3 separate regions of the Homo sapiens genome follow, and all the other regions are linked to region 1. The links are chromatin loops, found by intact Hi-C in ENCODE. Cell type or tissue: ovary. All regions are shown on one strand. Links, peaks and the distances in the headings refer to the core of each region. The heading gives the core; the rest is flanking DNA.

Region 1 (8,352 bases), core at 1,567-6,566:
TGAAGCCAACTCACTGGTTAGGAAAAAAGTTGGAAATGCGTGGGTGTGTTCTCAAGGTCTTAGGAAAATTCCGGAAGTCCAGCAGATGTTTTCTGTTAGGAGGCAATGGAAGCCCCAAGAGCTACATCTTCTTCTTCATTCTCTTAATTATAAGTTTACTTATGAAATCATTTTTTTTCTTAAGTATCTCTCTGCCAATACTTACAAAATAGAAGGCTGGCCAAAGTAGTCAACTCATGAGCCTTCCTGTGTAACCAGAATATGTGTACGTGGGCAGGAAATCTCTATAGGAAGCAGAAATCTAGGTCCATCATTATAAATGCTTTATCTTCTGAATAACTCTTTTAGTTACTGAAGTGGAATTACAACTTTTTTAATCTTATCAATTATAAAAGTATATTCAGGTTTCATTGATTACAATATTTTTCCCCCTTTTGGAAAATGATGTAATTAATAGTCATCATAGTAATTTTTCTGTTTTTTTGGTTCTCTATATAAACATTAATAAATGGGGATAGATTCAAGGAATCAGAAGTTAATGAAGCATATTTTAAACATTTAGACTTTCTGCTGTCTTAATTTTGAATACGTGTTTGAATACCTATGGGAGGCTACTTTTCTTACTGCATTTGCTTTACTAGCTTCTGTGTTATGAAATCTAACCATCAACTCTTTCAGGGAGAAGGAATGAACATTTCCGTCTGACCAAAGTTTCAAAAGTCAAGAGGTGAATTAATGTTCAGAAAATACTTAAAATCTTATTTAAATTTCTCATCTGCTTAAGAACTTTTTCACTTTTTTTTCTGTAGTAGGTATCTGAAGACCAACTTTTTCACTTTTATCACATATGCAAATTGATCTCCAAAAGGTTTATTAGAGATTGGGTCTATATATCAAAAGGTACTTTATGAATGAATTAAGAAGGGAGTTTCCTATCTAGGCTGGCTAGTTAGTGAGGTTGCAGAAGCAGTCAGCATAAAAACTTTGTTAAAGTTCAGGAATCCAGCTGGCTGTATGTTTTGGAGAATTTGTCTGATTACTACACATGGTTACTAGATCTATCGTGAATATGGAACAAATTCAAGAACATTAGATTCTCTTGGCCTTGTGGAGATTACTCAATTCATCTAGAATTTTAATCGAGCATCTTACAGATGGAACTTCTGCAATTATCAAGCTTCAGAAGCCATGACCAAAGCAAACCTCACTCAAATCTTCTCTTACCCTCAAAACAGAATGTTTTCCCCTAAAAGAAGCAGGTGGCCTATCATATTCCTGCCAGGAAGATCCTGCAGGGCAGGCATAATCAGATTAAAATCAATTAGATGAACTGTGTGGGAATTTGCATTTTAAACATTCTCATGGCACATCCCCCCAAATTTAGACAATTTTTGAAAAGTTCCAATATTTTCATATATTTCACAAAACTGGATTGTGTCACCAAGGGAATGCTATGCATCTGGAGAATAAAAGGTTTCACAGGACCTAGGCTCAGTTCCACACATTTATTTTTGTCCTCTGTGGGAAAGAAAATAGGTAAAGTGGTTCAGAGATGCAAGACTTTAGGTCTGGGGCCAACCAAACTCAAAGAGCTGCTTTAAAGCCCATTATGGGTAAAGCTAGACTTCTTCATTCTCAGACCAAGTCAATACGGGAGCTCACTTATGCCCCACATGCCAGCATGAATATGTCACTAATATATGATGGCCATCAAGGTTCTCTGGTTGTTTTGTGAATGTTATCTCTCAACAAGGTGTCTGACATCACAGGCTCTGAGGGCTTACGGGAGGAACAAGATTTTATCTTTGCTCTCCTTGGTGATCTAGACAAGTGGTTTAACCTTGGGCTCCTGTGCGGATGTGTGAGTTAAGTAGCTAGTGAGGGAAAAATGTGATAGGTGTTCAATAAATTTTCTTCACCTTTCTCCCCAATGCCCTTTCATTCCTTTGACCTGCTTCTTAAACATCCTTCACAATAGTTACCAGAATACTGGGCACAGAGTGGCCTGGCTGCTTAACAACTTACACATTCTCCCAGTTTTCCTGCCAATAAAAAAAGCTTCTTACAACTAAAAACCGGCAGGAATTTGTGGTTGATCTCCTTTGATAAAATGGTCTAAGTGAGCCAAAAAAGATACAGTTATATATAAGTAAGGCTAAAAATACTTTTTTTGACTTGGCTAAAAAAAAAAATTGTTAAAAAAAAATCAACCTAAATTGATTTGGTTGATGGACTAGATGATCTCCAACTCCACCCTGCCTCTGGGCTGGGTATGTCTGATATCTTATAATGCTGACTGTGCTTTTTGTTATTTGATTCTTTCTTCCTTTCTTTCCCTTTCTTTCTTTCTTTTTCTTTCTTTCTTTTTTGACAGAGTCTCACTCTGTCACCTAGACTGGAGGGCAGTGACACGGTCTCGGCTCACTGCAACCTCCACCTCCTGGGTTCAAGCGATTCTCCTGCTTCAGCCTCCCAAGTAGCTGTGATTATAGGCATTTGCCACCACTAAAATCTAAAACCACTAAACTAAAAACAAAACACTAAAAACACCATTTGTGTTTTTAGTAGAGTCGGGGTTTCACCATGTTGACCGGGCTGGTCTTGAACTCCCGACCTCAACTGATCCACCCACCTTGGCCTCCCAAAGTGTTGGAATTACAAGTGTGAGCCACTGCGCCCAGCTCATTATTTGATTGCTAAAGGAAGTGATGGCTATACACTTATATCTCTGATCTTTTGCTTATTTACATTTACCGTTGTCATTTCTATAGGCAGTTGAGTTTTCCTCATAATAAACATGTATTTTATTATTTTGAAAAAGTTGCACTTGAATACATTTCACACCTTATCTTCCCCCCACCTAAAGGAACATGTAAAAATAGCAATAGAAACAACCAAAAAGGAGAAGGGACAAGAGAAGAAGAAAAAGGAAAAGGAAGCAGTAGGAAAAAAAAAAAGAAAAAATCTGATTTTTGATTTAGATTTTTGAGTTTTTCTAAAAATAACTTCAAAGCCCTTCAAAATGTAATGGTGTGGAGAGTTGATCTTTCGCTTTAGCCTGCATCTGTTCGCGAGTTTTCCCAGCAGAGATGACTTCTTCTCCATACGATACAGCTGCTCTTAAAGCAAGGATTTGCCCATCTTTTCCAATCATTAGGGGGTTGCTAAAGTTTAACGTTTGTGACTCTTTCTGTTGGACTCAAAATAACATAAATAAACTTGTGAATATAAAATATGGTGTAAAAGCCTTCTTCTGAGTGTCCTCTCACAGCCCCCAAACACAGAGCTGATTCTTTCTCCTGCCCTCATACCCACCCACTCCCTCTCCTTCCTGCCCACAAAGGACTATTCATCCACATGCGGCTGACACGCCCGTCTCAGATCGCTTTCTGCGTGGTCCACATGATCCATTATTCCTTCTGCTACATCGATTTGCAAGTGGTAGTTCAGTTCAGAGCCAGTACTTCTGGCCTCCAGTTTCGATTTACTCCAAAAACGTCTGCCTTGCCAAGATTGTGAAATATGCCACCTACGATGTTCTTAAAAACTGAAAAAAGTTCAAATGTTTATTAGTGGAAAAATGTGCATCCATCACTAAGTGGAAATGAGAAATAAAAATTCATTTAAAAAGTGCTCATACGGCTTACTTCCCTCCAATCAAGCCTATAAATACTGACAACCTGAAGCCTGAATCCCTATTTAAATGACAGGGACCCAGAGTGATGGCTTGTGATGCTCTGAGGGGTTCTTCGGTTCCGGGGCTGCCCAAACCACTTCCCTGTTAGACTTGTATTTGGCAGAACCTCCGTGCAGAAGTCCAAGACTGTTCTGACGCATTTGTAAGTAAACAGACTGTATAACTTATCTTCAGACAAATATCAATGGGGGCGGATAAACAGTCGGCCAGAGGAGGTTTTCCAAAAACTCTCCGACGGTCATGTGATATTAACAGGGCTACACTGTGGTCTTGGCAGGCCTGCTCGGGCCTTGAGCAACGTTATGACCAAGGATGGTAGCAGGCTGTGAATAAACTCCTATTAGTCATGTCCGTGAAGCCTGGGTGCTCAGGAGGGAGAGTGAGGCTCAAGCCTTGTGGAATTCAGTGCTCTGACTTCAAACTCAAAATAAAACCACAAAACATTTGCACATTGACTAGACCTCTGAAATCTCTCTATGCATACCATCTGACACGTTCAACAGTTTAAAAAATGAAAGGAGACAAAAATTTGCTGTTTGTAAGAAAGAAATTGCAATTCTCTACAATTTGATGCTGGTTTTATCATTAGGGATTGGAAACGCCTTTAATTCTCTCCTCACAAGAAAAAACGGTCCGCTTAGTCATTTCTAGTAAGATTCTGAATGGCTTAATCTTAGACTGCCATGGGGTTTAATGACGGGGTGGTCAGTCCCCATCATTAGCAATGTTAAAGGAGGGCGTGGTGAGATGTCTCATGATCAAAGGGCCAAGAAGGCATGTTCTCCAGAAAAGACAAGAGCCCCATTTCACAGAACATCTTGATGGCCAGATTCTACCACTCCTGGAGCTTTCTTGAGCATAAAACAATCCCCCTGCCTCAGCTGAAGTCCAGGGTGATTCAACCCAGAGGGCTACTCAAGAAAAACACGGGGCATGGAGTTAGACTGTGCACGCTCCCCCATTTCCAACGCAAGCCTGCATGGGAACCATCTTGTCCCTCTTATTTCAGAGTCAGAGAAACTTCCACATGTTTTTACAAGCATGGCTGGTTGTTAAAAATCGTTCTCAATCTGCGAGATTCAGTCACACAAATCCCCAGAGTCAGATTCACATTTAAAAGAATAATGGAAGGCCAACACTGGTATCAGTTGTAACAAATGCAGCACGCTAATACAAGATGTTAATAATCGGAGGAACTAGGGGTGAGAGGTAGCGGGAGGGGATATGGGTACACTCTGAATAATTTTTTTGTTTTTGTAAATCCAGAACTGCTTTAAAGATTAAGTCTATTACAAACAATAGAAGGGGGAGAAGAGTACATTCATTTTCACTAAAACCTTTTCTTTCTTTTGACTCGTTACTTTTTATGTACTTTATTCCATATCCCTCAAATGGAATTAGAAATGGACTTTTATTTTGAGACAGAATCTTGCTCCGTTGCCCAGACTAAAGTGCTGTGGCGCGATCTTGGCTCACTGCAACCTCCGCCTCCTGAGTTCAAGCAATTCTTGTGCCTCAAACTTCCGAGTAGCTGGGATTACAGGCATGCGCCACCAAACCTGGCTAATTTTTATATTTTTAGCAGAGACGGAGTTTCGTCATATTGGCCAGGCTGGTCTCGAACTCCTGACCTCAAGTTACCCGCCCTCCTCGGCCTCCTAAAGTGTTGGGATTACAGGCATGAGCCACTGCGCCCTGCCAGAAATGGACTTTCGCATTTGCTTCAAAAGCACAAAAACTTTTGGGGAAAAAGTTTTCAATTAGAAACAAAATGTTATATCCAGTTGAATATAATGACCACATCTAAAAATGTAAAATGAAAATCACAGGAAAAATGTGTCACGTTCTCATTTAACTTTGCAACATGAGGAGTGGGGCAGGGAGTGGAGAGAGAGACACAGACAGGATGAACAAGCACTGAGATCGTGGGACACCTCCCCTGCCATCCTCCCCATCAGGAAATCCCTTATGTGCCTTCATATAGTATCTGTCCACAATGAATGAAACCCCTTTAAAGACTGTCCTCTGTCACACAACATGGCAGTGGCAGTCACTTCCCAGGCAGTGCTCCGTAGAAGGAAGAGTGACTTGTTCTAATGTTGAAGGGAACTGGCTTTGCTGGACCTCCTAAGACACAACCACTGTGCTCCAAAGTTGCCCTGCCTGAAGGATTTGTAAGGGGAATGCTGGCAATACCTAATTATCATCTTACGCATTGATATGAGATCCAGTCCTCCCAGGAGGAGACAGGTCTCCACTGTTGACCTCTGGGCACTAGGGCCAACCCTGTGGAGGACCCGTGGCTTTGTAGAAAATGGAGGCTGCTAGGAGTTCTCCAGCTCTGGGTCCCCGGAGACGTGCTGCACCCTATCTTTCCATGTGTCTCCAGCAAGAAGCTGTGGATAATTTGACATGTGTCTGCTAATTCCATCAGATCTTTTTTACTTGTTTTGAATTTGTTCTGAATTGAAAATCAAATCTATGTCAGCAAGTTGTGGGAGTGGAGAAAATTAGGGAGTGGCCAGGGGATCTGAGCAAAGAGCACCAGATGGGCCAGAACTCTGGTGTATGTTTTGATGTATTACATGATGGAATGCATCTCACTCTAGCAAAGGCAAAGGCAAGTAATTCATCGGCCCACCCGCGGAGGAGCCCACCTCTCCAGCAGCAGTGTGGGAAACAAGACTGACTGAAGCGTGGCAAATGGCAAGGCGAGAACAAGGAACTGAATATTGGCCAGAAAATGGACCGAGAGGTCGTGTGCACCAAGACCATCCTTGTGTAATTGCACGAGTTAGGAAATGAACATAGGTCAACACAACTGGGGTACGGGTCATGCAGTCTGGGACGCATGTTTGGATTTGTGGCTGTGAAACATCCCCAAGGTATGATGGCGCTACCAGGAGAAGACCTGTGACTCAGAAGTCAACGTTCCTCTCTCTACTTGTGCGAATGTCATGTGACTGTCCTATCCTCCATGTTCAAATGCTGACCAGCCTAACCAGGTTAGAAACAGTGGACAAGTGGCAAACTACTGAGCCTCTCTGCTCCTCATGTTAAAGGGGGAAAATAGTAATAAGTGAGTTAATTACACACAGACACACACACGCACACACAGAGCAAAACAGTGTCTGGCAGAAAGTAAGCACTACATCAATGTTTTCTCTTGTTTTACGATTATAAAATACCTATTTGCCAAATTATCAAGGGAGTTAAAAGATCCTTAACCTAAAGACCTGTGAGAAAAATTTTTTACAAAGTCAAGCACAGGTGGTTCCAGCATGGATTTTCTCTCATGCTTCTACTGTCCCATCTGACTCTTCAGCACACAGATATGGTGGAGAAAGTCATCATATAGTGGCAGGGGGTATGGCCAACACCTCATTCTGCTGGAAGGTTTTTACTATGAGTCCTACAGTAATGTTTTGGGCAAAGATACTTTGACCCTCATTGTATCTGAGTCATGTAAAAAAGAATTTTTTTTTTGACAGCATCTCACTCCCTTGCCCAGGCTGGAGTGCAGTGGTGCGATCTCGGCTCCCTGTAACCTCTGCCTCCCAGATTCAAGTGATTCTCTTGCTTCCGCCTCCTGAGTAGCCGGGATTATAGGTGTGTGCCACCACGCCCGTCTATTTTTTATATTTTTAGTAGAGTTGGGGTTTCACCATGTTGGCCAGGTTGGTCTCGAACTCCTGACCTCAAGTGATCCATCCACCTTGGCCTCCAAAAATGGTGGGATTACAGGTGTGAGCCACCGGGCCTGGCCTTTTTTTTTTTTCCCTCTTTATAGTGGGATTCTCTTAAAATGGCCTAGAATTTCAGCACTAAATATAGCTGAAACTTGAGTAACTAAAATCCAATAATAAAATCCTCACTACTCAGACAAAGAATTGAAATACATTTCAACAGAAATATTTCATTTTATATAGCCTTACATTATACTGGATTGTATTCATAAAAATAGGAGTCCTAACATAATTTCCACATCCAAGTATTGCCATTTATAAATTCCAAACTTTTGAAATTATTCTTGGATGGGAGAGCAATTTAGCATTAAGAAATTGAGCCAGCGAAAGGTTCAGTTTTATATTTTAATTTTATGTTTCCCTTAAATAGCCTTTAAAATGAGCTTGTTAGAGAAAAGAAAGAGCTCAATTTTACCTTACAAAAGAAAAGCACATGAGATGAACTGTATTCAGCATTTCTCATGAATTTACACTGCCAGAAGGGATTTGAAGCCAACCTCCATACTGTTGCCTTCAGCACCACCGTGGGCCAATCCTCCCAGGTGGGCGACACCAGGGGGAGATCAACAATACTTCGCAGCTGTTCGTGTGGATATTTGCTGAATCACTGTGAGTTCTCGCTCCAGGCTAGTCAGAATCCTCCATGTAAGTTTTTCCCTTCTTATTCTCTACATGGTGAGGATGAAAATCAACCACCTGCCCCATGGCTATCAGCCCTTTCTAAACTTACAGACTTAATACAATTATTTCTTAACTTTACTTTCTTGGTCCTAAATTGTCTCAGTTCTTCTACTTCTTTCTTTTAGGACTTAATTTATAGTTAAAGAGGAGGGAGGATAGAGGGCACCACAGCAGACCAGATGGTTTCCAGAGCAGGAAATGGCCAACAATTATTCTTGACCACAGTTA
Region 2 (8,352 bases), core at 3,185-8,184, 150 kb after region 1:
CCTTGCAGCCCACGTTTTATTGTAATTTCACCTTTCCTTATCCAGCTTGCTCACACACTCAGCTCTGTATTCTTAGCACTGGGGGGTGCCTGGCCCATGCAGGCGTGCAGTAGATGGGAAGTGAATCTCACCACCTGTTAAGAAAAAGATAAGTATGACTGGGCACTGCCAGGAGCTGTGAAGGAGTGCCTGGCACAGGCCTGCTGGTGCTTCCCCTGCCCCACCCACTCACCCTAGTCTTGGGCATGGGGCCTTGGGGCTGTCTTGCGTGGGCTGGGCTTGGGAGTCAGATGTTGAAAGTGAAGGCAGAAGCCCACATGGCCGGTGCAGGCCAGGGTGGCACCAGGGTGTGGAAGGAGTAGGCCATGGAAGATGAAAACCGGGAATAGCTGGGAGAACTCCCTGCCCTTCAGCACAGCCGGGAGCCGCACAGTTCTCCAAAGCTGGAAGAAATAGTCCAACGTCTTTTTTCGTGCCTGTCTGGGTAAAATTTGCTGTTCTTCAAAGGGTGCCTGTAAAATAGGCACTGGTGGAATGAAGGGGTTAAAGATGAAAGTTACAAAGGATGGGAGCAGGGCTGGTGGGAAAAGAATCCGGGGAACCGGGAAGAGTAGCTAAGAGTGACAACTCTATGGGTGGGAGATTCCTTCTCTGGAATTAGGGAGTTTGAGTTTCATTGAGAGAACGAAATGTCTCTCAAGTCTACATATTTGCCTGGAGCTGACACTTGGTTTGGGAGGGGCTCCGTGGGACCCGGATGCTGGGGACGCACTGGCCTTGCCCCACTGTGCTAGTGCGTCAGGCCAGTGACTCACAAGCACGGGAAGGCTCGCCCCAGGTCATGCCTCCCAACAGTGTTTCCACCCATGGGTCCCAGCAGACACACACGAAGCCCACCAACTCATTTCACACACAGCCATCCAAGGAACCACTGACCCATGGCAACTAATCATACTCACATCTGCTTGCAGCTGGACAAAGACCAATGACCTGGAGGTGAAGTGCCGGTCTTCATGGTCATTCCCTCCAGGCCATCCTATTCCCCAAGCAGGAACATTTAATGTCCACCCCCGTTTAGTGGGAAAAAGGGAAGAAAAGAAGTGAAACATGAGTCAACAAAATTATATGACAGGGAAAATGAGACCAGAACTTTAGTCACATGTTGTTCCTAAGAGAAGCCAAGAAAACACCCTCATTTCCTCAAGGCGTGTGGTTTCTTGGGAGCCTTTCTGCCCTGCAAACTCAGTCTCTAATTGAGAAGCAGAATAGAGCATGTACCTCACATGTACAAATCTTAGTCATACTACAGCACAGAGAGAGACATGTTACATATTAGAAATTCACTGTTTCTCACATTTTTTGTGCTTTTTTTTTTTTTTGCCAAGAATGTATCAACTCTTGTTGTTTTCAAATTAGGGCAGAAATATTGTGTAACTCTAAACAGTAGTAGGGACTGTTTTGTTTCTATGTCTTCCATTATTAAATGGAACAGAAATATTATTTTATTTACCTAAGTTGTCCTTTCAGGGGAGTTAATGATGAATAATTATTTTCACATCTTTGGGATCACATCTATCTTACATTAGTCAAAACAAATGATGATGATAATAAAACAAATGCAGATGAAAGCACAATGATTTTGAGTTCTGTGAGAATAAGGGAGAGAAGTTAATTTTACCTTTAAAACCACAATACTAAGTATATTTTTGGAAGTTGAAAAATGTTATGCAAATGTAAGCTTTTAAGAAATCATTATTTGTACTACAACATTTGGCCTATATTTTACTGTTTTTTAAGTAATTTTTAAATGCCATGGACACTTTTTTGGGGAGCTAATTTTATTGAAGTTTATCAACTTACAGAAACATATCAAAGGCGAAGGGTACAGCTCAGTGCATTTTCCCCAAAGTGAACATAGCAGTGAACCCAGACTACGGACCAGAACATTACCAGAAGGCACGAAGTCCCTGGAGTCCTCTTCTAGTCAGTAGCCCTCACGAGTAACCAGGATCCAACGTCATCTTGTTCGGCTTTGACTTTTACAGGAATGGAGTCACCCAGTTTGTCTTCTTTTGTGCCTGCTTCAGCTTGCTGCGGGTGCTGTAGCTGGCCTGCCCTGGTGTGGCCGGGGACTCCCTTCCGTGAATATACCCCATCGTTTCTCAGTCCCTTGAACTGTTTCCAGCTGGGGCGATTGTGGATAGTGCTGCTGTGAACAGGCTTAAGCACGTCCCTTTTTCTCGAATTTTATTGAAATACAACAAAGTGCAAACATCACAAGTGCACAGCTCGATGAGTTTTTACCGACGTATACACCCGTGTAGTCACCGCCCGCAACAAGCAAAGAATGTTTCCTGCACCCCAGAAACCTCCCTTGTCCCTACCTTTGCCACACCCCCGCAGAAGGTCATCACAATTCTGACTTCTTTTCCCCATAGACAGATGCCTCCGTTCTTGAATTTCATATGATGGGATCATACAGAGTGTGCTCTCTCTGGAGAAGTTTTAAGATTCTTTTTTAGGGCATTCTTGGGCCCTGGGGGTCCATGGAGCTGGGGAGAGCCATTTTGCAGAGCCTCACAGCCACCGCGGTTAAAACAAGCGTGACACAAGCAGCACAGCGGCAAACAGGACAGAAGCTAGAAAGTCCATTCTCCACGTGCAGTCTTTGAGGTTTCGCTATCCGAAAAAAGTGTGAGTGCCTGCTGCATCTGTGTGTGGTTATCTTTTATTCACCACACCAGCATTTTGTGTGTGTGAATGAAGTGGAATTTAAAATAATAGAATTGAGGCCGGGTGCGGTGGCTCACACCTGTAATCCCAGCGTTTTGGGAGGCTGAGGCGTGTGGATCACTTGAGGCCAGGAGTTCGAACCAGCCTGGCCAACATGGCGAAATCCCATCTCTACTAAAAATACAAAAAAATTATCCTGGCGTGGTGGCCCGTGCCTGTAGTCCCAGCCACTCGGGAGGCTGAGGCAGGAGAATCGCTTGAATCCAGATGGCAGAGGTTGCGGTGAGCCGACGTCGCGCCAGTGCACTCCAGCCTGCGCCACAGAGCGAGACCCCAGCAGGACGTGATGAAGGTCAATGGGGTTTTGTCCAACTTGCCTCAGTTGGAGCAACGTACCAGTGCGCCCCTGCCGTGTGGCCGTGGGGCTTATCCCTGGGAGTGGAATTTGGGGGAAGGAGCCGGGGCCAGGGGCCAGGGCCCAGCTACAGCGGAGGCGGCTGAGCGCCTTCCAGAGGGTTGGGAATGTCCCGCTCGCAATCCCGCCGGGAGCGTGTGGGGCCCGCGCTTGCTGCGTACTCTTAATTCTGCCCAAGTAGCCCTAAGATACAGTCTCTTGCCTCCATACGCTTATTTAGTTGGGTAGGGAATTATTTAAAAGACTCCCCGAGGAAGTGCTGCAACCAGGAAGAGCCCTCGACGGCAGTATCACCAGGAAAGTATTTTGACATTTTTGCACAGCATAGGGAATGCGAGAAAGAATTTGAAAGATAAGCTGTTTAGACTTGGCAGATCTCCACATGTCCCTATTTGGTGGGATGTGAAACACATAAAAATTGTGAAAGCTGCGATGTTAAAGGTCTATCTTCCATCAAAAGCAGGAAAAAAAATCAGAAAATTGAGGACCTCATCCTGTTTAACTCATTCCAAATATGCCTTCATCAGAAGACATGTCCCAGTTAAACTGTATAACACTGCACCCTTCTCCCCTCCCTCCCTCCCTCCCTCTCTCTCTGCCACACACACACACACACACACACACACACACACACACACACACACGAGTAGCATAGCAGCTGGTATTCTTCGGTTCAGTTAAAAAGGCATTCTGTAAACAGAATGAGTGAGCTTTCCTCTTTTTGCATCCTCTGGAATGGAATTCACTGTAATCTTGAGAAGAGCGCCCTCTTGGTCTGTAGATGCGAGAAAACCAGAAATAGGCTTTATTTCTTATTAAAACCATTGACTTCTCTTCCTCCCCTTTCTTCTTTGGCACTCGTACTGTGTATTGTAAAATCTTTGTGTATTTTAAGAACTTAATATACTTTATAACGTGAATACTGATGGTGGATCTCTGAATATCTTAATTGGAGCATGAAAGAAAAGTTTCACAGTATTAATTATTTTAACATATCCTGAAAAGTTTAAGAGACTTTTAGAGAATATAAAAGATATTTGGTTTAGGGATTACTTTGTAGTACCTTTTGCATTCCTTTCATATTGTATTTTTTGTTTTCGTTTAAAGCTGATCTCTGCTATTGAAGTTATGTGTGCGTGTGTGTGTCTGACAGAGTCCACTGGGGACTATTATTATTATTTTCTTTTCTGTTTCAAACACAGTTAAGTCAGTTTGGCTTCCATTTGGAGACAACTTATTATACTCTGTAGGCCACATGGTCTATGGGGAAGAGGCTAAAAGGACTTTCAAAACTGACTTGGTTTTCATTAAGTTTGTCTACAGTTTTAGGAGTATAAATAATAAATTCACCCCCAACCCCAAGAGCTTTCTAGGGTCCTCTTTTTCCACATTGGTCTGGGGTACCTGTGTTGCTGTTGTCCATGGCTGGTCTGCTTTTATAAGAGAGACCGAGACCCCCGCCTTTCTTTCCTTTGAGAACTCCCAGCCATATTCCCCGTCTTCCAAGTGGAGACTGCCTTCGTGACCCACTTTCATCCTCATGACCACTCGGGTTAAGTGTGTGCCTCACAGGAGCACAACACAGGCATTGCTCCAGGAACTTGGAACTCATTGACCCTAGAACACCAATGAGGGGAAAACCAGGAAGAGGATGAGTACCGCACAGAATGTACCAGTTCTTCCCATTCTAGAATCTGAAACAGATGGTATGGGAGCTTATCTGTAGGGTCATCCAGACACCGGGAGAATGCAGAGCCCTCATAAAGGCCCTCAGATATGCAGCCAGCAGGGAGCCGGTGGAGTCCACCAGTCTGCATATAGCTTTAGATTTTTCTGGGAGTCCAGATGCAAGGTGTATTTCCTCAGGAAATGATGAAATGGTGACATAGCTTTTCACATGTCAGGTCACCAATGAAATTGTGAACCTGGGTAACCTGCATTATTTATGTACCCCTTTTAAACACAGTAATTTACAACAGTGAATTAAGACTTGCATTACCTGACTTTTATTTTAATTCACCATTTGAAGCTTATACATTACACCTGAGTGAAGGGGGTACTCAGGTCATCCTTTGTATTTTTTTTTTCTTTTTAGCAGTGAACCATTGAACTGCAGCTAAAATACCTTCATATGCCAGGGTGAAACCCAGCACGGGCCCTTATATGACAGAAAGGACCAGAATAGTGATATTTTAAAATAGATTTTATTTAACAAAGTAAACATACATCTTAGGATATTTGTTTGTCATTCTTGTCATTCTAAAGGCTAGCTTTTTTGTTTTTTTTTTTTAACAAAACCATTTACATAAAATGCTAGGCCACCCAGAATGTGACACAAAAATCATGATCTTAGACATCTTTTGTTCTGAAAAGCTAACCCTAATTTAGATATTTTTGGAATGATCAATTTTTTAGAATTGATAATCAAATTCCCTACACACATAAAGCCATGCATGTTTTTGGTCCAGGATTAAAAAAAATTACTTGCTTATGAAAAAGCGTAAGGTGGTGGGGGAAGGCCGGGGTCGGGGGTCAGTCCTGTCTCATCTCTGATTTTCCCCAGTGTTCCTTAGTACCTGAAGTGGTCCCCAGGGTAAAACTACCCACCCGCCTGTCACCGGCACCGGCTGGGGGTGTTTCTGTACCAAAAGCACAAGAAGCGTCTTGACCCGAGGGTCCACAGTCACAGCCTTGCAGCCTCTTATCTGCAGTCCCAGGCAATGGAAGCATTCACGGATGGCTTAAGGGCCCAGTTCCAGGAAATTCATTTTTATAACCTCCCTCAAATTGCAGAAAGATAAAGCTTCTGAGATTTTATCAACCTTTCAGAAAACTCCAGATCACCAAATAGCCATTTTCAGCTTCAATCCCTTAAATCCCTGCTTAATCTGCTCTTTCCCAGAAAGCAGCAATTGACTCACAAGTCGAAAATCCACACTACTTCAGGCTGGTGTTGAGTTTCTGCCAGCTAAGCCCAGATGACTGCTGGACATTTCCTAAATGGACTCTGCAGATACATGAGACTTAGCCTGGTGGGTTTTCCTTTTGGTATCTGTAGGAGGGGGATGAAACACTGCAGAGTTTAAAGAACAGAGATGTGTTTCCAAACTTGGCTCAAACGCAAACAGGTTGTGGGCAGTGGCATAATCCCAGCAAAGAGGCTGCCCCGAAACTCCAGGGACTTGGAGATGACCTGGTGATGGAATAGCTGGTCTGGACGGCTCCAGGTGTCAGGTGCCAGATGCCAGCGCACTCCCCAGAGTCCCCGGCTCTTCCCTGGCTACTCTGTGATCTGGAGCAGTCAGGTAATCATTGCCGAGTTCCCTGTTTGGAGCTTTGTCCCACAGTGCTGTTGTGCACGAATGCACTGTGGTTGAGGTGCGCGGTGCCACTGGATTTCCATCTACAGTTGTTACTTAAGGTTGCTTAGATGGGTAACACCAGTAACAGCACCAAGAATACAACCATAATTGGGTACTGATTTCATCAATTCTAAGATGTGCATTTATTGATGTTTTAACAACTCTGGAATTGGGATAGATCTAACAATTGATAATGTGTCATTGTTTAATTAGTACCCTTCTTGATTTCTTAGTATGGGTTTTACAATTGGTGTCGTCTTAGATGAAGTACAGCTCACATCAGGCTCAATGCTACGGGAGCCTGGTGTGAGCTGTATGTGAGGCTGCCTCCAAAGCACTCAGGGTGTACCGGGGAGACACAGAAGTAAACAACGAGAAACGTGATAAGCCTGACAATAGAGACATGCAGTCAGCAATTCGCAGGAGCCAGGTAGGGAGCAGGTGACCCTCACCTGGGGATTAGACACATGGTAGTACTGGCTGAGTTAGGTACCTCTGGTGAGGTCTCTCAGTACTGGTATTTGTCCATTTTGGAAGAACCTCCTGGAGCACAGGTTACAGATTTTGGCCTCATCTCTTTGGATGCCTCTGAGTGGTCACCAAAACCCAGATTATGAAGCAAATCTGTGCACATGGATTGATTTAAAATGTTAGGAGGTTATGAGAGTGTAGGCTGAAAATTGCCTAAAATGTGAGTCAGAGAAAAACACAGACCTATCATCTCTGGAGTTTTTTTGGACTGTTGTCAGCTGTCCCCATTTCCAAAATATAAAATTGAGAACAGCTTACTGTCTTGGAGGCACTTGTTCAGATTTAGCTTTACAAAATAAATATCTCCAGATGTGATTGTTTTATGCAGGCGTCTCCATGGCAATGCAGCTGAGGCTGGAATATGTTGTTAAAAATATACACTTTGCATGATCACAATACTATTAGTGGCATGATTTTATTTTCAGGAAATGATAATCACCTGAAGTAGAATATAAGTAAACATTTTATATCAGACTTAAAGCAGAGCCTCTAATAAAGCTTATTAACCCGATTATTCATCTCATACCTCTTTACATTCTGTCCACAATACCTGTGTCTGTCATGGTTTAAAATTGGGATTCTTCTAAGGAAATTGCAAGTGCGTGTATGTACCGACGTATTTCTATCTTTTCATGTGATGACAATTTTACATAATGGAAATTGAAGTTGGGTTCTAATTTCAACTTTGTCCTAGCGTGTTATAATAAATCTTCTAATTCAGTTTCCACATCTGTAAATGGGGATGGCACTACCTATCTTGAAATGCTTGTTATGATCATTAAATAAGATGATCGCTGACTGTGCGTGGCACCTGGTAAGCGTTTGAACACGTGGTAGCTTGCTTCCTTTCCAGCTTTTATCACAGGCTTGGATTCATTTCCTTCCATTTTAAAAGTTAATTTTTATGTTAGAAGTGAACTACAGGCTGGGCACAGTGTCTCATGCCTATAATCCCAGCACTTTGGGAGGCTGAGGCGGGTGGATCACATGAGGTCAGGAGTTCGAGACCAGCCTGGTCAACATGATGAAACCCCATCTCTACTAAAAACACAAAAAATTAGCTGGGTGTGGTGGCGGATGCCTGTATTACCAGCTACTTGGGATGCTGAGGAAGGAGAATCACTTGAACTGGAGAGGTGGAGGTTGCAGTGTGCCAAGATCACGCCATTGCACTCCAGCCTGGGCAACAAAAGCAACACTTTGTCTTAAAAAAAAAAAAGTGAACTACAAGAATATTTTGTTGTTGACTGTTCTTTAATGTGACGTTCAAGCTTTAATTGAATTCAAAAAGGAGTTCTTTAAGATTGGGGC
Region 3 (8,352 bases), core at 2,007-7,006, 50 kb after region 1:
CCAGGAAACTTCAGACCTAAATTCCAAATCATGGAAGGAGTTTGCCTAGGGGGATGAATCATTACTTCCCTCAGCAAATGAATGAACATTTACTGAGGACCTGCAGGCAGTCCTACCTTGCCAACTATCTCATCACACACCAACCTGGAGGCCAGACCCCATTGGACTTATCTGCTCCTTCAAGAAAGGCAGAGGAATTAAAGAAGCTGGCAGAGGCACTGTGGACAAAGGGAAGGGGTGCTAAGTCTGATTATTGTAAGCTCTTGACATCTTTAGTGTTGTGGAACCAAAAGGAATAGTTCTGAAAAATAAATGTGAATTATACATTTTAGGAAATAAGTGTCCAAAGCAGCATAAACCTAAGAAGCAAGGTAGACTTGAAAGTCTCTGAGCTGCAAGGAAGAGATGAAGGACCGGTCATTCTTGCACCAGTTCTTAGGGACAAAACCCACGCCGGCAAGGGAGGAGCAGGGTAGAGAAAGCCACAGGCAGCAAAGAAGCAGGAGAGAAGGCTGGGTGCGGGGGCTCATGCCTGTAATCCCAGCACTTTGGGAGACCCAGGCAGGCAGATCGCTTGAGCTCAGGGGTTCAAGACCAGCCTGGGTAACAAAGCAAAACCCTGTCTGTACAAAACAAACGAACAAACAAACAAACAAACAAACAAAAAGAATAGCTGGGTGTGGTGGTGCACGCCTGTGGTCCCAGCTGCTTGGAGGGCTGGGGTGGGAAGATGGCTTGAGCCCGGGAGGTGGAGGTTGCAGTGAGCCGAGATTACGCCACTGTACTCCAGCCTGGGCAACAGAGCAAGACCCTATCTCAAAAAGAAAAAATAAAAATAAAGAAAGAAAGAAACAAGAGAGAGAGCAGGTAGCAAAGAAGACACTGGACAGAGAGTTTGAGGAAGATTTACCTGGAAGTTGTACCACAAATAAAATGGGAGGGAATAAGAGGGAAACAGAGAGGAAAACTGATCAGAGGCAGGGACTTAGACACAAAGTCAAAGAGGTCATGAGTGCTTGTCTGAAGGGCAGCTGCTCTCCCAGCTGGCCCCCGCCATGGCAAGTGTGCTGTGTGGACAGGGCCCATCAGCATCACCCTGGAGCTAGTGAGGAATGCAGGCCCCACCCCACCTTTCTTGGAGCAGAACCTGCTTTCTAGCATGACTTCCAGGTTAGCACACCGAGGTTTGCAAAGCCCTACACTAGGTGGTCGGATGGGCATTGTGAAAACAGGCTTTGTTTAGAGATAGTGAGAAAGCTGGAAACCACTGAACCATCACCCTGGGTGCAACAGAAGGTAGGAGTTATTACAGGTTCAGCATGTTCCATGACTCAGTGGGTGCCTGGCATGTCTGTCCTAGAAAAGTGATGGCCCTTGGACCTTGCTTTGACCTCTGTGACCTGTGCTGCATCTGGGGCGGCTCTGAGCCCTAAGGACTCAGTGGCTGAGCCTCTAATCCCTCCAAGTGCTAAAAAAAATTGTAGTTCTCTCTTTTAATTTTTTTAAAATTCAAAATATCCTTCTAGAGCTCTTCTTTTTCCTGTTCTGAAACTGGTAGCCAGCATTGCTGTGCCAATTCAAAACTGTAGGAATTGGAAATGTTTAGGAGCCAGTTGGCAGTGTATGTAAAGGCATAAGATGTGTTTTCCAGAAACCTTAGATTACATTCTACTCAATTGGAATGCAACAGACATTTTTTCCAGGTGCAGAACGGGAATCTTTGAGTGAGGGATTTCTTGGTTGACTTCATATATGGAAATTCTTTTCCTTGGAGTCTTATTTAAATCTTGGCATCATTACATTTAGAAAGATGTGGAAATTGGGCTGGGTGTGGTGGCTCACGCCTGTAAGCCTAGCACTTTGGGAGGCCTAGGCGGTGGATCACTTGAAGTTAGGAGTTCAAGACCAGCCTGGCCAACATGGTGAAACCCTGTCTCTACTAAGAATGTAAAAATTAGCTGGACATGGTGGCTCACGCTTGTAATACCAACTACTCACGAGGTTGAGACACAAGAATCACTTCAACCCGAGAAGTGGAGGTTTTAGTGAGCCACGACTGTGCTACTGCACTCCAGCCTGGGTGACGGAGTGAGACTGTGTCTCAATAAAAAAAAAAAAGAAGATATGAAAATCCATCTGTTTGCATGGATAGATTTACCATAGACATCAAATCACTCCAGATGCACAATCTAGATTCCTTGGTGAGTCTTTTACCTCTGGAAGAATAAAAGTCATGGAACCCTTTAAGGAAAACCAGGTTCTAGTTTCTTGAACCAGGCTCCTATCAGGATCAAATGCAGAATTTCTTGCTTGGAGTCACTAGCTGCCTGGCTGCCAGCAGAGACTCTGTCATTTATCAATGGGATACAGTGGAGTTGGAGCAGAGATCAAGAGTGGCAGCTGCAGGATTAAGAGGACATCCGGTCCTCCTGGTTGCTGCCCTGGCTCTTCTGTGAGTGACCCAATGACAGTGAGAAGAGAGTATCGTGTTGCCTTCACTAGGATCCTGTGCCACCAGGCAGAGGGAGAGTCCCTCCTTTGCCACCGGGGAAAAGGGTGTCCTCCTTGGTAGATGTCTGAGGAATCGCCCATCTCAAAACGTGGAGAAAACTGCCCAATGTCACTTCTCTCCATGGCAGATTGGTCCTTATATTTAGGACACTAAAAAAATAGGTTTAAATGACAACCTGAATGCCAGGAAACAAAACACATAAACAATTTAAACTCTTTGAGACTACTATTTCTCTACTACCACTGCAAATTGTCAACATATAGCAAGGGAACAAACCATGGAAATGCACCCAGCCCTCTTCAGACATGAGTATCATTTAAAGTGGATGCCATGTAGACGAATGAAAAAAAATGCTGGTCATTGTTCTCAACTTGCACATAGAAAATGAGCAGTAATCGAGTTATATGAATCGCAAGAACAAAACTCATCTGTCCCAAAACAAAGAATATTTTGTCCTCTACATGTTCCAAGAAACTTCTTGTCCAAGGAAGTCTTTTTAAGCCAATTTACCTCCAGCCAACAAGAGCCATCCTCTGAAGGGAATTTACAGATAGCTGACGATTGGATTGTGCCTAGCATCTAACCCAAATTCCCTCCACAGAGGAATACTGAAAAACCTACGCCAAGTGACAAACAAGATCAACATTACCTATTGTTAAAAAGTTATCATCCTTTTGAAAGCTAAAAAGTTATCTTTTCAAGGCAAAAAAAAAAAATCTATACAATTCTTTGTCTTTGACACAAGTCCAGTCAAGCTGGACTTTTAGAATTACTATTTTAATCAAAAAAGAGGCCAAAAGAGAAGAAAGCCAACTCGGGAACAAGGTTCTCAGTAAAGTTCTATTAGTTTATCAAAACAGGAAATATAAGCCATTTCCGCACATGCAGCTTTAGAAATTAAGGAAATAATTCCAACATGGTATTAGCAGGGCAAGGTATATGGAAGAGGAAGTGCAGGTCACAGTTGTACCACCCAGCACAAATCCTTCTTCTATATGCCGGGCAGCAAAGCCAGCCAATTCAGCTTCCTTTGTTTAACAGTACTTCAAGGGCATCCTAAATAAATGTGTTCACTCTACAGAATGGTCTTGAACTAGTCACCAGCTCAAGATGGTGAAATGCCTGAAGGACAGGGGCGCTCCCCCACGTACAATGAATAAGCCCCATGGGCTTTTCTGGAATGCCAGTGAGTGCCAGCAGTTATGACTGCGTCGATGCCTGTCCTCATGGAACTGAGAGACTCAGAGAAGGAGGGAGGAGCTCAGGCTGTGTATTTGGAACAGGAGAACCAGAAAGAAATGACAGTAGTTCAACGAGTTGGGCTAGACACTCTTTAGGAAGACAGACGTCCTTCCTGTCTGGAAGCAATCCTTTACGGTCTCCCAGACGAATACCTGAGGAATGGGATCATTCCCCATCCTGGTTCAACACGGCGGCAAGACATAACCAGGAGGCATGACGTTCGGTGCCCTCCCCTGAGTCATCGGCAACAAGCCCCGTGTTTTCATATCTGCACACCTTTACATTTTAACGAGCAATGACCGGCCAAGTGGGCCACCTTCCATTTCTCCTCAGGCAGCTCAATGTCTGGGTGTTTTCCACACACAGTGTGCTATTGGCAGGGCCACCTCTGACAGCCGTACTTTAGTGCTGGAGCTTGGGTCCTGACGGGCAGGACTGGCTCCAGAAAAAATTCAGGAATTTGACTGCCAGGGCATGCAGTGTGTGGTGGGCCAAAGGCCAGGGCCAGAACACATCCCAGTGACATTAGTCATCCTGAGACATTTAAAGCAGGCTGAATGACAGTGGAGGGATGGCAGGCAGGGCCCCAGGTAGGAACTGCTGAGAACCCAGGATGCTGAAGAGCAGGTGTGAGGGGCCAACTGGGAACATGAATGATGTAGCAAAGGGCAAGAGTTCAGGCAGAGAAGTGACTGGTCCTTTGAAGCCACAGCATCTTCTGCACAAAGGGAGGATGATGGCACCCTTGCACAGGGCTGCTGTGAGGGTTTGGTGATGTAACTCAGCCCCCCGAGCCTTCCCAGCTAAAGGGTCTCCAATGCCTGGCTCCCCGGCCTAGAGCTCCTGACACATGAATGAGAGGTGAAGCCCAGCCAACATAGTCTAAGCCAACGCTGCCTTGGAAATGCCTTGTCCTGGGCTAGAGATGATCTCAGAGCATGGGTGGGCCTGGTTTCAGGTGAGGACAGGTAGGCCATCTGGCTGAGTGAGGAAAGGGGGCTTGGCATTTCCTGACACACATCCTCTGCCCTGGCCACTTCTTCACAGTTCACACTCAGTGCCTTTCTAGAGGCGAAAAGCAGGCTGAGATGCGCCCTCTCACCAGCGAGGAAGGCAGGTGTGCACACGGGCCCGGCATGCGGAGGCGTGGACCCAGGTGTTCGCACTTGGCAGTGAGCCACGATAAGCGCAGGGGATGAGGCTCTGTCCAGAGCCAGTCTTCCCCGTTCTTTCATGGCCTCCCCTTAGTCAACAGAGCACCCTGGCCTTCACCCCGGGAGGAGCTGAGCCCTCATTTGTTGGGTGGTTTTATTAGGTGCTGGGTGGAGACTCACATGTGCCTCATCTTGAGTCATCTGGTCTAGAAGCCTGGAACCTACACAGCAAACACCCAGGGTGTAGACATGGGTGTGGGGCCGTCGTCAGCCGTCAGGCAGGCAGGACAGCGACCAAAGGGGCCGGGTTGAGCTGGGCAGCACAGGTGACAAGCAGCCTTCACAGTGGGCATACAGCAGAGCACTGGAGCCACAGAACAGGGCACTGAAATGCAGGCAATTTCCATCTCGGAGCACTGGAGGGTGCCCCGTCGAAATATGAGTTGCCTGCATTTGAAGGTTTCCTTGCCTGTCTTCGAATGTCTTGGTCACTAGAGTTCTGGGGCCCCTGCTTCTCTCACTCAAAGTTACTTCCTGAAATCTGTTCCATCACTCCTGCCATAGACACTGCTCCTTATATTGTCTATGGTGACCACGGGATCAACGGCTAAGACCGCTGAAGATTTTCATTGCAATTTAGATATATTTATTAACCCATGGCTAAATTCTCCTTTGAATCAGGTCTTACTCACTTGATTTCAAAAGTTAATCTTAAATGACTTTCTGTCTGGGATTCCCAAGGCTTTGAGTTACGCAGGAAACAACGCCCCAAAAGCCTCAAACAAGAAAGAGTTCTCTTTCTTTTCAAGTATTTTGATACTGTTCCTTCAGTACCCCAGGAAAGCTCCTCATTTCCAAATTCACCTCTCACTGGCCTTCATTGCTGGCTCCTGGCCCCCAGGTTGTGAGGGTGATAGAGGCAGCCCAGGATCCTGGCTGGGGTTGCCCAGATACATCAGCAGCGCCCCGGAGCTGGGTGTGGGCAGGATCCCAAAGCCCATCTTCTTGATGTCATCATGAAGTGGACACACAGCTGGCACTATTCTGAGAACTAACACGCACCCCAGCTACCTTGCAGAAGGTGGTCCCCCTGTGCACAGGTACACATGCCCAGGCACAGATGAGATGGAACAAGATGAGAGCCTGGGTGTTGCTATCTGACTCACGTGACTTCTGTCCCACACAGCAGCTGGGGGTGTGTCAGTGGACCAATTGCCAGAAACCACCTTCCCTTGCCCCCTGTCCTTCTCCACCCCTAATATAGATGGCCACCCTTCATGTTTTTGTAAATCACTAATGGCTGTCTAGGTCGGTACTTAGCTAGGTGGGTGCTTCTGGTATTAACCCTTTAGTTGAGAGCCCATATCAGGTTAAAAAGAACGGGTGAGGACGAGATGTGCATCAATGTGAGTCTGACTTTCTTCTTTCCCAGGTGAGTGGCTGGTGTGTTTGAGGAGGCCTCGACTGTACCCATAGGGAAGGTGAGGGTGTGAAGCCAGCATCTGCTGTCCTCTGATTCCTGCACCCCACTGCTTCCCAGGAACAGCAGGCTTCGCTTCTCCTGAGACCCGCCGACTGGGGTTCTGCTCCCCTGCATCCACTGTTCCCTCCACTTTCAAAGTCTCTTTTTCTTTCAACTACAGCGGAATGCTTAATCACTTATTTTACATGCTGAGGGAATGTGAGGATTTTCAATGCATTGAGTATGAACACCTCTGAAGTTCCATCCTCGCAAAGAACTTGCGTTTGTACACACTGTTCCTTCAGCTTGGAATGTCCTCCATACCCTCACCTTCCTTGTCAGTGTAGTCAAGACCAACTCAAACACACCAGCCACTCACCTTGGGAAGAAGAAAGTCAAATCACATTGATTCACATCTAGTCCCCACTCATTCTTTTTAAGAACAGGCTTTTCTGCTGTAACACAGTATATGACTGTTTCTGAAAAATTCTCACACTCTGCAAAACCACACAGCAAACCACCGAGGTCCATGGGAAAAACAGAGCTGGGGCAGACCACTCAATACCGATGCAACTTTGTAACTAGGGCCTTAATAAAATTGGTAGCAATCCTAATACAAATAATAGCACAGTTTAATGGACATGTTAACTTCTCAAGTAAAGAAATATTGCAGTAAATAAAACAGTTTATCTTGAAGAAAAGTGATGGCATAGTTTCATAGAAGGGGGTGTAAGGAAGTGCTGAGACTGCTACACTGCAGAGAGCAAGGACAGGATGACCAAAGATTGGGAAGAGCTGTGGAGAAAGCATTTCTAAGGAGAGTATGTGGCCTGAGCGAGGCAAGAGAGAGAATACTGCGGCCCTGGGGTCTCGTATAGAGTTCCATTCCTTGACAGTTTGCTGTGCTGATGTGTATTCTTCTACTTACCCTCAGCTATCCTGTTACTCAGTGGTACAAACACCATGCTGGGAAAAATGTCACGCATGAACTAACATGACTTCCATCTCATACTGACATCATTCTCTTCTGTTCCAATTACCTATCAGCAAGTATGAGTTAGAGGAGATGTGCTGTAACAAACAGCCTACTTCAATATTCTCTCATTGGCTACTCATTTAAACCTCAATGTTGTCGTCAAATAACTAATAAGAAAATTGGCTGCATAAAAGACCATCTTTTATGAAGGCTATTTGTCATGTCATCCTTTTAATAGCCTGAGGGATTTTGTTCTGTCTCCGTGTTGAGAAGAACAAGTTACAAGGAGCTTTTAACTCTTGTTCAAGAGGCCATCAATGTAATCATAGTTAGAAGTGAGTTTTCAGACTCATAGGTACACATGCAGTGAAGAGTTTCACATGTTACATTTAGAATAAATACCCTTACATATTTATGAGCTATGTTGTTTTTCTTCTGTTTCGTTAGGGAGAGAGTTCACCGAGACATCATCTAATATAAGCATTACCTCACACATTATCTACACTAAATTTTAATTATTTATACGGCATGCCAGTTCTTGGTATTCTTTGGCAATGAATGAAAATGTGTATGTGGTTAGTATTGGCATATAGGTCTAAGGTAAATATTTAGCCCTGTTGGTAATAAACAAAGTGGGTCCATCTCTTGAAGCTATTTATTCCAGAGAAGTACCTTCAGTTTAAGAGTTCTGTTCAAAACCTGCCCTCTGTGCTAAATTTGGGAGAAAAAAATCTGAAAAGCATGGAATGAAAGAGATCCAGGAATCCTTTTTCAGAATACAATAAGATTTCTGTTCTGGTTGGTGAAGACTGGTCTAGGCAAGGAAGGTCCCCGTTTGCATTGGCACACAGCAGCGCTGCGCTGCCCGGGCAGGCTCAGCCTCAGGTGCCTGCAGCTTTATCTTTGCAAACTTGACCATCAAAGTCCCAGGGGCTTTGGGGCCATGGACAACACCACACCCATGCGACAGCCACTTTACCTACCTGCTGGCCTGGCTTCTGGGTTA

What was found. Hi-C counts contacts between places; a loop is a spot of excess contacts. Peaks named below come from ENCODE experiments on the same cell type or tissue, not always from the same donor. Only the 100,000 strongest peaks of a DNase experiment are listed, where the experiment ranks them.
Region 2: it touches region 1 in a loop (4-fold over the local background); 5 of 110 quality-filtered maps call a loop at or near these places.
Region 3: a loop joins it to region 1, with 3 times the contacts of the local background. A loop is called at or near these places in 18 of 110 quality-filtered maps.

Annotation. Positions count from the first base shown.
Region 1 is chr13:110,392,708-110,401,059 of GRCh38, reverse strand. The region is part of intron 4 of COL4A2 (collagen type IV alpha 2 chain); the gene reads right to left. Among named protein-coding and RNA genes, the nearest start is that of MIR8073, 56 kb to the right of the region's middle. In ovary, for the core only: no CTCF peak of the experiment used is centred there; DNase peaks (open chromatin) are centred at 2,629 and 3,979; H3K4me3 peaks cover 607 bases; H3K27ac peaks cover 4,095 bases.
Region 2 is chr13:110,243,231-110,251,582 of GRCh38, reverse strand. The region is part of intron 1 of COL4A1 (collagen type IV alpha 1 chain); the gene reads left to right. It overlaps LOC124903212 (a long non-coding RNA gene), which reads right to left and starts at 1,141. Exons shown (of 3, transcript XR_007063872.1): 1 at 960-1,141; 2 at 1-134. In ovary, for the core only: a CTCF peak has its summit at 3,931; a DNase peak (open chromatin) is centred at 5,732; H3K27ac peaks cover 1,960 bases.
Region 3 is chr13:110,343,533-110,351,884 of GRCh38, reverse strand. The region is part of intron 3 of COL4A2 (collagen type IV alpha 2 chain); the gene reads right to left. Among named protein-coding and RNA genes, the nearest start is that of MIR8073, 6.8 kb to the right of the region's middle. RefSeq lists enhancers at 3,977-4,835, 7,784-8,352. In ovary, for the core only: no CTCF peak of the experiment used is centred there; no DNase peak of the experiment used is centred there.